2 separate regions of the Homo sapiens genome follow, and region 2 is linked to region 1. The links are chromatin loops, found by intact Hi-C in ENCODE. Cell type or tissue: MCF 10A. All regions are shown on one strand. Each heading gives the region's core, and the rest is flanking DNA. Links, peaks and the distances in the headings are about the cores only.

Evidence for each region. Hi-C counts contacts between places; a loop is a spot of excess contacts. Peaks named below come from ENCODE experiments on the same cell type or tissue, not always from the same donor. Only the 100,000 strongest peaks of a DNase experiment are listed, where the experiment ranks them.
Region 2: a loop joins it to region 1, with 2.5 times the contacts of the local background. A loop is called at or near these places in 8 of 110 quality-filtered maps.

The regions. Positions count from the first base shown.
Region 1 is chr19:56,087,951-56,094,141 of GRCh38, forward strand. ZNF787 (zinc finger protein 787) reads right to left here. Exons shown (of 3, transcript NM_001002836.4): 3 at 1-1,142. The coding sequence ends at 73. Among named protein-coding and RNA genes, the nearest start is that of LINC01864, 24 kb to the left of the region's middle. RefSeq lists enhancers at 2,970-3,139, 3,269-4,468, 3,474-3,979, 3,980-4,485. In MCF 10A, for the core only: no CTCF peak of the experiment used is centred there; DNase peaks (open chromatin) are centred at 3,391 and 4,011.
Region 2 is chr19:56,306,542-56,312,732 of GRCh38, forward strand. All of the region lies in intron 2 of ZSCAN5A (zinc finger and SCAN domain containing 5A), which reads right to left. EDDM13 (epididymal protein 13) reads left to right here. Exons shown (of 15, transcript NM_001354658.2): 15 at 3,583-3,913. The coding sequence ends at 3,607. LOC124900420 reads left to right here. Exons shown (of 5, transcript XM_047439799.1): 5 at 1-3,913. The coding sequence ends at 818. Among named protein-coding and RNA genes, the nearest start is that of ZSCAN5A-AS1, 5.1 kb to the right of the region's middle. In MCF 10A, for the core only: a CTCF peak has its summit at 3,241 (motif pointing left); a DNase peak (open chromatin) is centred at 3,200.

The DNA of each region.
Region 1 (6,191 bases), core at 424-5,423:
TCTTGGTCTTGCACGTCGTCGCTCCCGCCAAGCCCGAGGGGCCCTGCCCGCCCCCCCCCCCGGGCCCCTCCCCTACCGGCCCTCCCCACCGCGGCACTCGGGGCACCGCCCGCCCGCGGCCTCGTCGTCGTCGTCCTCCTCCTCCCCGCCCGCGCGGTAGTAGCTCTGTCCGCAGCTGCTGCAGACCGAGGGCGCGCCCACCGCGTGGATCTTCTTGTGTCTCCGGAGCGCGGCGCCCTGCACGAAGCCCTCCCCGCACTCCACGCAGATGTGGGCCGGCTCCTCGCCCCCCGCCGCCCCGAGCCCGTCCCCGTGCTGGGCCCGCTGGTGCGCCAGGAGCCCGGCCCCGTGCCCGAAGCCCTTCCCGCACTCCAGACACACGTACGGCTTGGGGGCCGGGGCGCGCCGCGACCGGGGCCCCGCGGCCTTTGCCCCCGCGCCCGCCATGGCTGCCGCGGCCGCGGCCCCCTCGCCCGGCGCGCCCACCACGATGATGCCCTCGCCATCGCCCACGGGGATGGCGATCTCGCCGTCCGCCGCCACCGCCTCTTCGGGCCCCTTGGCCCGCCGGACGCTAGCCGCCAGCACCTTGGCCGCCACGCCAGGCCCCGACAGCTCCGGGTGCAGCCGCAGGTGACGCGCGAGGCTCTTGGGCTGGCTGAAGCCGCGGCCGCAGCGCGGGCACACGAAGGGCTTGAGGCCGCTGTGCGAGCGCCGGTGCTTGGCCAGGCTCTTGCTCTGAGTGAAGCTGCGGCCGCAGTCGGGGCAGGTGTAGGGCTTCTCGCCCGTGTGGATGCGCTGGTGCTGCATGAGGTTGGAGCTCCAGCTGAAGCGCTTGCCGCACTCCAAGCAGGCGTAGGGCTTCTCGCCCGTGTGGATGCGCCGGTGCTGCACCAGGTGCGAGCTCTGCGAGAAGGTCTTGCCGCAGTCGGCGCAGGCGTTGGGCCGCTCGCCGGTGTGCGTGCGCTGGTGCCGCGTCAGCTTGGACCAGTGGCTAAAGCTCTTGCCACACTCGTTGCAGATGTAGGGGGCGGGCGGCCGCGGCCGGGGAGGCGGGCCGGCTGGGGGCGCAGACTGGGGCGGGGACAGCTTGGTGGGAGGCCAGCTGGGGACGTCGTCATCATCCATGATGAGGATGTCCACTGGAAAGCAAGAGGGTAGGGGGAGGTGAGTCAAGAGAGGCAAGGGCTCCACGCCTGCCTTGGCTGCTACGCTGGCCTCGGGTGCCTCGCTCCCCCTGGCGCAGGACCTGCCCTGGTGTCCTCAGAGTGTGCATCACTCCCTGCATTTTACTAAGTATTTATTACCCCTCTCCCCAGCTAAGACCTCAGCTCTGTGTGAGTTAAGACCCTCAGTTTACCCCCAACCTCTAGAACAATGCCCCAGACACAGAAGGCCTGGTCTGTAAACAACCAGGCAACATAAGAGGCATGGGCGAGGGGCGGGATCCACGGAAGGCTCCCAGAAAAGGACCCCGAAACCCAAAACACCAGCCTGGACGCCGGGGGCAGAGGATGAGGAAGGCTCACGGGCAAAGGTTCCACTAGGCAGAGGGGCCGCAGGGCTTGAATGCAGCCCTGGACACCTGGTCCTGAGCCAGGGAGTGGGTTTGGCACCCTGAAGACGTGCCCGCCAGGGAGCGATGGTGTCACATTCGGGCTCCAGGAAGACAATCCTGGCTGCAGACAGGTAATGGGATTGGAGATGAGCATGAAAGCCCCACCTCCGAACCTGGGAGTAAAACCTGGCTCAACGCCACCTCCATTACAGAGGCTATGGTCAGCCCCTGGTGTGGGGGCTCCTGTCTGCTCAGTGAGGACAATTCGGGCACACAGGGCTTTGCCTGCACATCTTTACACTGAGGACGCCCTTCCAGCAGTCAACGAGGCCTTTCACACTTCTGCACCAGGCCTGCCCCTGGGGGCTCTCCCGGGAGGGATGGGCTTGCCTCCTCCCCAGCTCATTCACTCCTGAGAAGGGTCCGTGTGCAGCTTCTACATTTGCTCTCCCTTGGGGCCTGGTCCAGAGCAACAGAATCAGGTGGGAGGGCCTCAGCAAGTGCATCTCTGACCCCCGTGGACACCCCAGGTGCACCCCACAGGGTTTTTTCAAAGCCATGAATCACAATTACAACGTTCTCACTCCTGACCTTACTAGACTGTAAGCTCCTAAGTCTCTATCCCAACACCTGGCACGGTGGTGCCCAGCACACAGAGCCCAAACACCCTCCCAGATGCCACGCTGGCAAACACGCAAGGAAGGGCCATGACGCCCCCCTGCGCTACACACTTCAGCGTCAGGTCCTCATAAGCTGGGAGCACAAAACTGAGCCTTTACAAGGGAGAAACTGAGGCACTAGGGAGTCGAGTCACAGCCCACAGCTACACGACTACAAAGTGGCAATGCCCAGAAGCGCATTAGTAGACTGGGTCCAAGAAACAGCCATCTACCACTAACTGCGGCCGCCCACCGCTAAATCCCCCACCCACAGGCAGCACACCCTACACGCTAAGGGAGTGCTCCACAAAGTGGGATCCTGCGACCAGTAGCATCGGCGCCACAGAGAACATATTAAAAACATTTATGCACTGCCCGGAGCGGTGGCTCACGCCTGTAATCCCAGCACTTTAGGAGGCCGAGGTGGGCAGATCACTTGAGGTCAGGAGTTCAAGACTATCCTGGCCAACATGGCAAAACCCCATCTCTACTAAAAACACAAAAATTAGCCGGGCGTGGTGGCGCATGCCTGTAGTCCCAGCTACTTGGAAGGCTGAGGCAGGAGAATGACTTGAACCCGGGAGGCAGAGGTTGCAGTGAGCTGAGATCACACCACTGCATTCCAGCCTGGGCGACAGAGCAAGACTCCATCTCAAAACAAAACAAAAACGCTTATGCTCAGGCCTCCCTCCAGACGCACTGTATGAGAAAGTGCCGGGCCGGGCCTGTGCTTCAGCAAGCCCCCCAGGTGATTCTGATGCCAGCTCCAGTGTGAGAATCACTATTCCAAGGCAGAGAGTATTCGAATATGGCTCTTGAACCTGCGGCAGAAGAAAACACTCCAGGTGAAGTCAGGAAGGGGGGAGCCTTCTGGAGAGATGGCATGGAGCCCACTGCGTTGTCAACATAAATCAAAAAATGTTGTAAGTTATAAGCACATTACTTAAAGATGTAGAGAGAATTAAAAACAAACATCAGAAGCTATTTGCCCCGGGGCAGTGTGACTGAAGGGGACAGAAAGGGACGGGCAGGAAAGAGATTTGTTGTCACCGTAAACCGAGCCATACTATCTGAACCTTACAAGTGCTTCTACGCCTTTAATTAAAATAACTGCTTTGTTTTCGAAGCTGTGAAGAAAGAAAGTGTAGCAATGCTCCCTGTGACTCAGCTATGAATAGCATTTATTCATGACGACATGAATTCTGAACACAAAACTTGTGACACAGTGGCAGCTAAGACAGGGGCACTGGGGCGGGTGTGCAGTACGTGGAGAGCGCAGTGAGTGGAGAGTGGGGAGAGGATGTGGGAGCCATGTCCTCACCTCCCATTAGATTTGCAACTATCAAAGCAATTTCATGAGCTCTTTACCTAGAACCAGGGAGAACCCCAAAGAGTGCATGGAGGGGCTCCTTCCTCTAGAGGCAAACTGGGAGTGGGGAAGGCAGGAGGTGGGAGCTGTTTTCTGCTTTAGGCCGTAGGCGATCTGGCTTCTCTACAGGCATCTCTGCACTACTTTTTCTAAGTACGAGTTAAGCACTGTTAAATGGACAGGGTTTAATTACTTAAAAGGCAGGGCTCTTTTACATCTTGCAGATTCCTGGGCTCTGCGCAAACCTTCCCGTGCTGCATCTCAGTAAGGCCCAGGAAACCGCGCTTCACAGGCACAGACTGGTTTCTGACAAGAGGCTGCGTCTGCACCGCGCATGGGCCAAGATGAGCCGCTCCACTTGCCGCAGCCGCAGCCGCAGCCGCAGCCGAAGCCGAAGCCGAAGCCAAAGCCAAAGCCGAAACCGAAACCGAAGCCAAAGCCGAAGGCGAAACCGAAGCCAAACGGAAGCCAAAGCCGAAACCGAAGCCGAAGCCGAAGCCGAAGCCGAAGCCTCACCCTCACCCTCACCCTCACCCTCACAGGAGCAATGAGGCTAACAGCCTTCTCCACCTCACAGCACCATCTTTAAAGGGATTCAACGAATTCCCAGCAAGAGAAGAGCACGGTGAGGAGCACAAGAGTTCTCATTCAATTAAAAAAATAAGAAACAATGAGGGCCGGGGCCACTCTGATGGTGGCAGCAGTTACCCTTGGGGGAGGGCAGTGTCCCCAGACGCCTGGCCCTGGGCTAAATGTGTTCCGTGGATTACCACATTTAATCCATGGCCAACACTATCACTGTCCTCTCACTGAAGGACTCAGCTGAGGTCCCGAGGGGATGGGCTGGGGGGCGGTCCTCCACTCCAGATCCCCTACGCCCCAGGCTCTACCTCTACGCCTCCTGCCCCACCTGCAGCACCACTACTCCAGGAAGCCCAGGTTTCCCCTCCACGGGAGATAAATGTTTCTAGAGCAAAATCTGGAAATGCTTTTTTTTTTTTTTTTAAGATAAAATTCCTGAGTTCACACTGATACTTCCCATAGAAATTCAGGACTAAAGTTTTCATTCATCCTTTTCTTTGTGACATCTGCACCTCCCTTCAGCCCCACGGAGAATCCTGGTTCTCAAGGACATAGGGGATGACAGAACTGGAATATCCCACAGACGCAGGGGATGGCGGGAGTGGGATACCCCACAGACACAGGGGATGACAGAGCTGGAATATCCTACAGACACATGAGATGGCGGAACTGGGATACCCCATAGACGCAGGGGGTGGCGGAAGTGGAATATCCATAGACACAAGGGGTGGCGGAAGTGGGATCCCCATAGACACAGGGGATGGCGTAAGTGGGATACCCCATAGACACAGGGGGTGGCGGAAGTGGGATCCCCATAGACACAGGGCATGACGCAACTGGGATACCCCATAGACACGAGATGGCGGAAGTGGGATACCCCATAGACACAGGAGGTGGCGGAAGTGGGCTACCCCATAGACACGGGATGGTGGAAGTGGGCTACCCCATAGACACGGGGTAGCGGAAGTGGAATATTCCATAGACACAGGGGATGGCGGAAGTGGGATATTCCATAGACACAGGGGATGGCGGAACTGGGATATTCCATAGACACGGGGATGGCGGAAGTGGGATATCCCAGACACAGGGGTTGGCAGAAGTGGGATATTCCATAGACACAGGGGATGACAGAATTGAGATATTCCATAGATACAGGGGATGGCGAAAGTGGGATATTCCATAGACACAGGGGATGGCGGAAGTGGAATATTCCATAGACGCAGGAGATGGCGGAACTGGGATGCCCTATATTACAACCCTCTTGCTGGGTGCACACGCGATCTCAGGGTAACAATGCTACTGCTACCACTGCCAGGCACAACTCCTGGACTGTGCTGCACGCACCGTCCTCCTTCCCCTCAGTGTTTTCTCGGCTGCATCCCCTCCGTCAGGTGCAGGTCTTGGCCGACTGAGACATGTTCGGGCTCAGGAGACTGACCTGCTCACACCCTCCTCCCATCCCTTTCCCTGGTCAGTTGTCTGAGGCTCATTCGCTTTTAGGTTCCTCAGGAAGGGCACAGAGGAACGGGGTTCACAGGGCTGTTGCTGGGTAGCCTGTCTGTACCCTTCCCATCTGAAGGTCCCTTTTCCGTGAGTCATAATGCCATTTTCTCCTGGCATAAAGTGCTAAGTCCGAGCATAGTCATGTTGACTTTCCAAGTCTTCCACGCTTTCTGCCACGAAGGATCGGTGACTTCCTTTAGCGTCCAGCAATTCTAACGCAACCATCTGTGATTTGCTCTTTCAATGCGCAGCTTTCATGTGTTAAGGGGTGTTCCTTGAATGAGTTTTTACTATCCGCTCTATTCTTTTGCTTTGGGTCTCTTCTTCAGGGACTCTGCCTATCCATATGTTGGATTTTCTTTTCCTAACTTGTTTCCTTTAAAACTGTTTTAATCTTTTTTCATTTTATTTATTTATTTTGAGACGCAGTCTCACTTTGTCACCCAGGCTGGAGTGCAGTGACATGATCTCGGCTCACTGCAACCTTCGCCTCTCAGGTTCAAGTGATTCTCATGCCTCA
Region 2 (6,191 bases), core at 754-5,753, 220 kb after region 1:
TCTCCCACGTCGCCAGAGAAAGTACTAAGGACAGATGGGAGATTTCTCTTCCCTTGATAGCTACAAAGAGGCTCCTCCCTGGCCTCTCCCACGTCGCCAGAGAAAGTACTAAGGACAGATGGGAGACTTCTCTTCCCTCGGTATCTGCAAAGAGGGTCCCCCCCGGCCTCTCCCCTGTTGCCAGAGAAAGTACTAAGGACAGATGGGAGATTTCTCTTCCCTTGATAGCTACAAAGAGGCTCCTCCCTGGCTTCTCCCACGTCGCCAGAGAAAGTACTAAGGACAGATGGGAGATTTCTCTTCCCTTGATAGCTACAAAGAGGCTCCTCCCTGGCCTCTCCCACGTCGCCAGAGAAAGTACTAAGGACAGATGGGAGACTTCTCTTCCCTTGATAGCTACAAAGAGGCTCCTCCCTGGCCTCTCCCACGTCGCCAGAGAAAGTACTAAGGACAGATGGGAGACTTCTCTTCCCTCGGTATCTGCAAAGAGGGTCCCCCCCGGCCTCTCCCCTGTTGCCAGAGAAAGTACTAAGGACAGATGGGAGATTTCTCTTCCCTTGATAGCTACAAAGAGGCTCCTCCCTGGCCTCTCCCACGTCGCCAGAGAAAGTACTAAGGACAGATGGGAGATTTCTCTTCCCTTGATAGCTACAAAGAGGCTCCTCCCTGGCCTCTCCCACGTCGCCTGCCTTTCATCCTCTCCCTGGCATCCCCAGTGCCCTTTTTACATTAAAAAATGTCAACTCGATCATACGATATACCCCCACCCCCTGCTGCAGTCCTGCTTAAATCCACCAGTGGAAACTCACCAACTATGATGAGTGTCTTTCAAACTTTAAAAGAAAGAAAATCCAAAACACTTTTCTACTGAAATCTTACATGGAATCCCAATATATAAAAAATTCTAAGTTGCTTTTCATTACCAGAGGTACTTTTCCTAAGGTTAACTGTGTGACATTTACTTATTATGAAGTGAGGTGATGAGATTTGCAAGCACAGGGTACAGAAGGCCTCTGCTGTCTTACGTTACTCTCTTTTACCCCGTATCTTGCAGTGTTTCCTTTTAATTGTTCATACGGAGAAAAATCTGAGCCCACAGAGATAAGTCACTGCAAATGCCTAATAGTTTGCCTTGTGAAGTGTACATGCCCTTCAGGTAATACAATTTTTTCCCCAAGGTCTGTATGTAAAACATGCAACAGGTTGGTGTGGCTCTCCAGTGAATAAAAATTTCAGTCCATGTGCTATATTTTGGGTACACACCTATTTTAAAAAATAGTTTAATTTTTGAAATGAAAATCAAAGCAAACCTTTGTGGAATTCCTAAAAGATCCCAAGTTTTCAGGGAACCTGGCAGGAAGCCTCTGCCCCATTGATCAAGTTCAGGTCTCTGGCATGGTACCCAAGGGTTCTCAGGCTCCAAGCTCCTCCTGCTTCTCTAAACTTTTCTCCACTTCTCTTGATCCCCCCACCCACATTCCATCCCCTGTCCATATTAAACCTTTTTTTTTGAGACAGGGTCTCGCTCTGTCGCCAGGCTGGAGCGCAGTGGCGCAATCTTGGCTCACTGCAACCTCCGCCTCCCGGGTTCAAGCAATTCTCCTGCCTCAGCCTCCCAAGTAGCTGGGACTACAGGCGAGTGCCACCACGCCCAGCTAAGTTTTGTACTTTTAGTAGAGACGGGGTTTCACCATGTTGGCCAGGATGGTCTCGATCTCTTGACCTTGTGATCCGCCCGCCTCGGCCTCCCAAAGTGCTGGGATTACAGGCGTGAGCGGTGGCTCCCAGTCTTTTTTTTTTGAGATGGAGGCTCACTCTGTCACCCAGGCTGGAGAACAGTGGCCCAATCTCAGCTCACTGCAACCTCTGCCTCCCAGGTTCAAACGATTCTCCTGCCTCAGACTCCCAAGTAGCTGGGATTACAGGCATGCACCACCACACCTGGCTAATTTTTGTATTTTTAGTAGAGATGAAGTTTCACCATGTTGTCCAGGCTGGTCTCGAACTCCTGACCTCAGGTGACCCACCCACCTCGGCCTCCCAAAGTGCTGGGATTACAGGCATGAGCCACCACGCCCCCCCATATTAAATCATTTCTGATTCCCCCCAAAACATCACATTTTTTTTCCCGCTCCATTATGCCATTGCACACATTGATTCCTTGATCTCTGTCTACCTAGAAAAGTCCTCCTCAGTCCTCAAGATTCACCTAAGCAATGCTTTGGTTCAGGAACCAACAGCAATCCTTCAGATTCCACTGGGGAGGATGCTGAAGGAAATGAATGGTGTTGAACGGTTTCTCAGGCTCTCTTCAACCATACATTAAAGCACCGGTCAAACCAGATAGTTATTTTCATATAAAGGTGTGCTTTCAACCCATTAGGCAAGAGGTTGGCAAACTTTCTCTGTGAAGGGCCAAATATTACGTGTTGGCTTTTCAGGTCATATGGTCTGTTGCAACTACTCTAGTCAAAGCAATCGTAGAGAATACACTGATGGCTGTGACTGTACCCAACAACTGATGAAAGGATAAACAAAACGTAGTGCATTCATACAATGGATTATTATTCAGCCCCCAAAAGAGGAATGGGGTCCTGGCACGTGCAACAACACGGCTGAACCTTGAAAACACTGTGCTGAGTGAAAGAAGCAGACACAAAAGATCACACAGTAGATGATGCCATGTATATGAAACAGACAGATCTGGCAAATTCAAAGAGACAGAAGGCCAATTACTAGTTGTCAGGGGCTGAGGGGAGGAAGGAACAAGGGGAGTGACTGCTTTTAATGGATTTCTTTTTTGGGTTGATGAAAATGTTCCACTCTTAGAAGTGACAATTGCACAACATGGCGAATGTAATGAAGGCCACTAAATTGTGCCCTTTCAAAATGGTTAAAATGGTGAATTTTATGTTATGCATTATGTTTGCATTTTACCTCAATTACAAAAAGAAACTTTATTAAAAGGGATGCAGGCTGCAGTTGGCCCTGCGGAACACAGTTTGAGGGCCCCTGCTCACATAGACTGTGAGCCCCTGTGGGAGCAGGAAGTACCCCTGATCCATCCCTGGAACTCCAGCACCCAGAAGCAAACCTTAAGGTTCTCTTCCTGCAACTCTGAGTGACTCCAGCACACCAGGCTAGGGGGTGCAGCCCAGCCAGGCCTGGGCAGTCCCTGCTCCTGCGGGGCGCGCCCTCTAGTGGGAGGTAGGGGTGCAACACAAGCTCAGGCCCGGCGCCGGGACAGTGAGGAACTGGAGGGGGCGCTGCTTCCCACTGGCTGGTTTCTAGAAGAGCCCTGCTCTGAGGAGGAGACACTTGCCCTGGTGATGGGGCAGAGCTAGGGTCCATAAGATCTGAGGGAAGCGTGTTCCAGCTGCTGGAACAGCCCGGTGGGAATAGGGACAAACTTGGTGGAACCTAGTGAGTGGGGAGAATGGGCTAAGCTGGAGGGAGGAGGTGGGCTTGAGGCAGGTCACAAAGAGCCCTGTAGAGGTGGATGGAGAGGGCACCAGGCAAGGAGTATGAGAATGCATGAAGACGAAAATCAATGCACAAATACATTTCTCTCTCCTTTCTTAGGGATGATCCCTGCTGTTCTTTCTAGTGAGCCTGCTCCATCTCAGCTTAGCCTTCACAAGGCCTCCATCTCCCAGGCATTCTAACCTCTGAAGAAAGCTCTCTGTCCCCTGGACTGCCTGTGTGGAGGGTAATGAACTGGGTCCTTTAAGGAATGGCACCTGGGTGCCCAGAGGCATGGCCAGAAGGTGTCTGTGGGGGCCATGCCTTAGGGGGATGCACCCAGGGCGGCTGAGAGAGCAACTGCAGGAGTTTCCCCTAAAATCTCTCCTCCAGATCGTTCTCGAACTTTCCCCACTACTTCCATAATAAAATGTATACTTGTTGAAATGGCTGAAAAGGCTGGGTTATTCCATTCGCCCAACACTGAAAACTAACAGGTATGCTGGTGGATTACCAAGAATCAAACGCTATCAGTTAACTGTGCACTTTACAGGTGAAGACACTACAGCTCAGAGAGACCGATGGCTCGTCCAACATCACACTAAGCTACACAGCTGAGATTTGACCCAGTTGGACTCATTCCAAAGTCCGTATTCTTTTGTGTAAAGATTTGGGGCTGCCCCCACCGTCCTGAGGAAATACAGTTGTGAGGATATGGCTGTTCCAGGAGGAAGCCGTATCCAGCTCTCCAGCCTGCATGTTTCTTGCCTATTCTGGAGGAGGTTCCTTGTCCTGGTTGAAAGCTTTGGCTCTGGAGACAGGTTTCTTGGGTTCGAATCCCAGCTCCACCCCTTAATAGATATGCAGGCTTGGGGAAGGTATTGTCTCTTAATGCCTTATTTTATCATCTGTAAAATGGGGATAGTAACAGTAGGGTAGAAGTTCTCTTATCATCATGATCAGAACCATCACTGGTTGGTTCATCAAATAAGTTGGTTCCAATAGGTAATTAAAAATACTTTTACCATTTTGTTTTAAAACATAAAATTGTACAGGCATTTGCTAATCTTTTGATATAAGACCAGGGGGTTTCGTTGTTGTTGTTGTATAGGTCTATGGACCTACAATTTCCAGTTTGTCCCTTAAAAGGGCAGCGGAGACACAGGCATGCTTGCAAAGCTATTTAAGCAAAATCCTCACTGCATTAAAAAAAAGAAAAAGATCATCCCTATAGCCATCTTGCTCATTCCAACTTGACATATTTTTTGTTGTTGCTCTTATTAACAATCGGCCTTTATCACATCTTTCCCACTGAATTACTGTTTTGGGTGGAAACAATTCTTTGCTGATGCACTCATATTTTCCTCATTTATGTTAAATGTAATTGCATTACATAATTGAAATAAAATCCATTAGAATGAAAAGGTTTAGAATAAATGCAACTCAACTAGCTCTGGGTAGTCACACAACTGAACCAATAGAGAAGAATGAAGGCATATTAGAAAGCACTGCACTAGCCAGGGGCATTCAGTGAGCCTGAAGCATCAGTTGGTATATTTCATAGACGGATGGAAAATTCTTTTACCCCAGGGATCATTTTAAAGTGGAGTTTAAGAAACAGTCTACTGAGTTTGCCTCATAGAGGTAAAGTTTAAATGAGATAATATATATATATTTTTAAGTTCCACGATACATGTGCAGGCTGTGCAGTTTTGTTACACAGGTAAATGTGTGCCATGGTAGTTTGCTGCCCCTATCAATCCATCACCTAGGTATTCAGCCCAGCAGGCATTAGCTATTTTTCCAATGCTCTCCCTCCCCACAATCCCATACCCCGACAGGCCCCAGTGCGTGTTGTTCACCCCTATGTGTTCACGTGTTCTAAATAAGATAATATTTCTAAAACACACTGCCTGGCACATAGTTCTCAATTAATGTATTGTTATTATCTAGGGCAGTGTTATCCAATAAAAATCTGTGAGCCACACTTATTTCACACTTCCTACTAGCCCAGAAGCCCGGTAAAATCAATTTGAATAATATGTACGATTTAATTCAATATATCCAAGATACATTTCAACATGTAGTCAATAAAAAAAATTATTAATGAGATCAGTTATATCCTTCATTTTGTATGAAGTCTTTGAAATCCATTGTGTATTTTTCACTTATGGCACATCTCAATTTGAATGCTAAAATTGATCTGCAATTATATTTTCTAACATTTATAGTTAAAGAGTAGATCCACATATCCAAGTTGTTCCAAACAGGGTTAAAGGTTGTCTGATAACTGAACCAAGTATCAATTTAAAATTTTTCATTAAAATTAAAAAAACTTTACAAGTCAGTTCCTGCCCATAATCCAAGTCTAGTCATAAGCAAGCATCATACAATTCCAAATGGAGGGACATTTTACAGAACACCTAGTCCGTACACCTCAAAACTGTCAAAATCATTAAAAACAAGGAGAGTCAGACACACTGCTGCAGATCAGAGGAGGGCAGGAAGACATGGCAACTAAATGTCATGTGGTGTCCCACATGTGACCCCAGCACAGGAAAAGGACGTTAGAGAAAAAACTGGGGAAATGTGAATAAAGTCTGGCGTTAACAGTACTGTAGCAATGTTACGGTTCTGACATATCTACTAGGCTTATATAAGATGTTAACAGTAGTGGCAGTGGGGAAGGGGTACATGAGAATGCTCTGTACTGTATCATTGCAACTTTT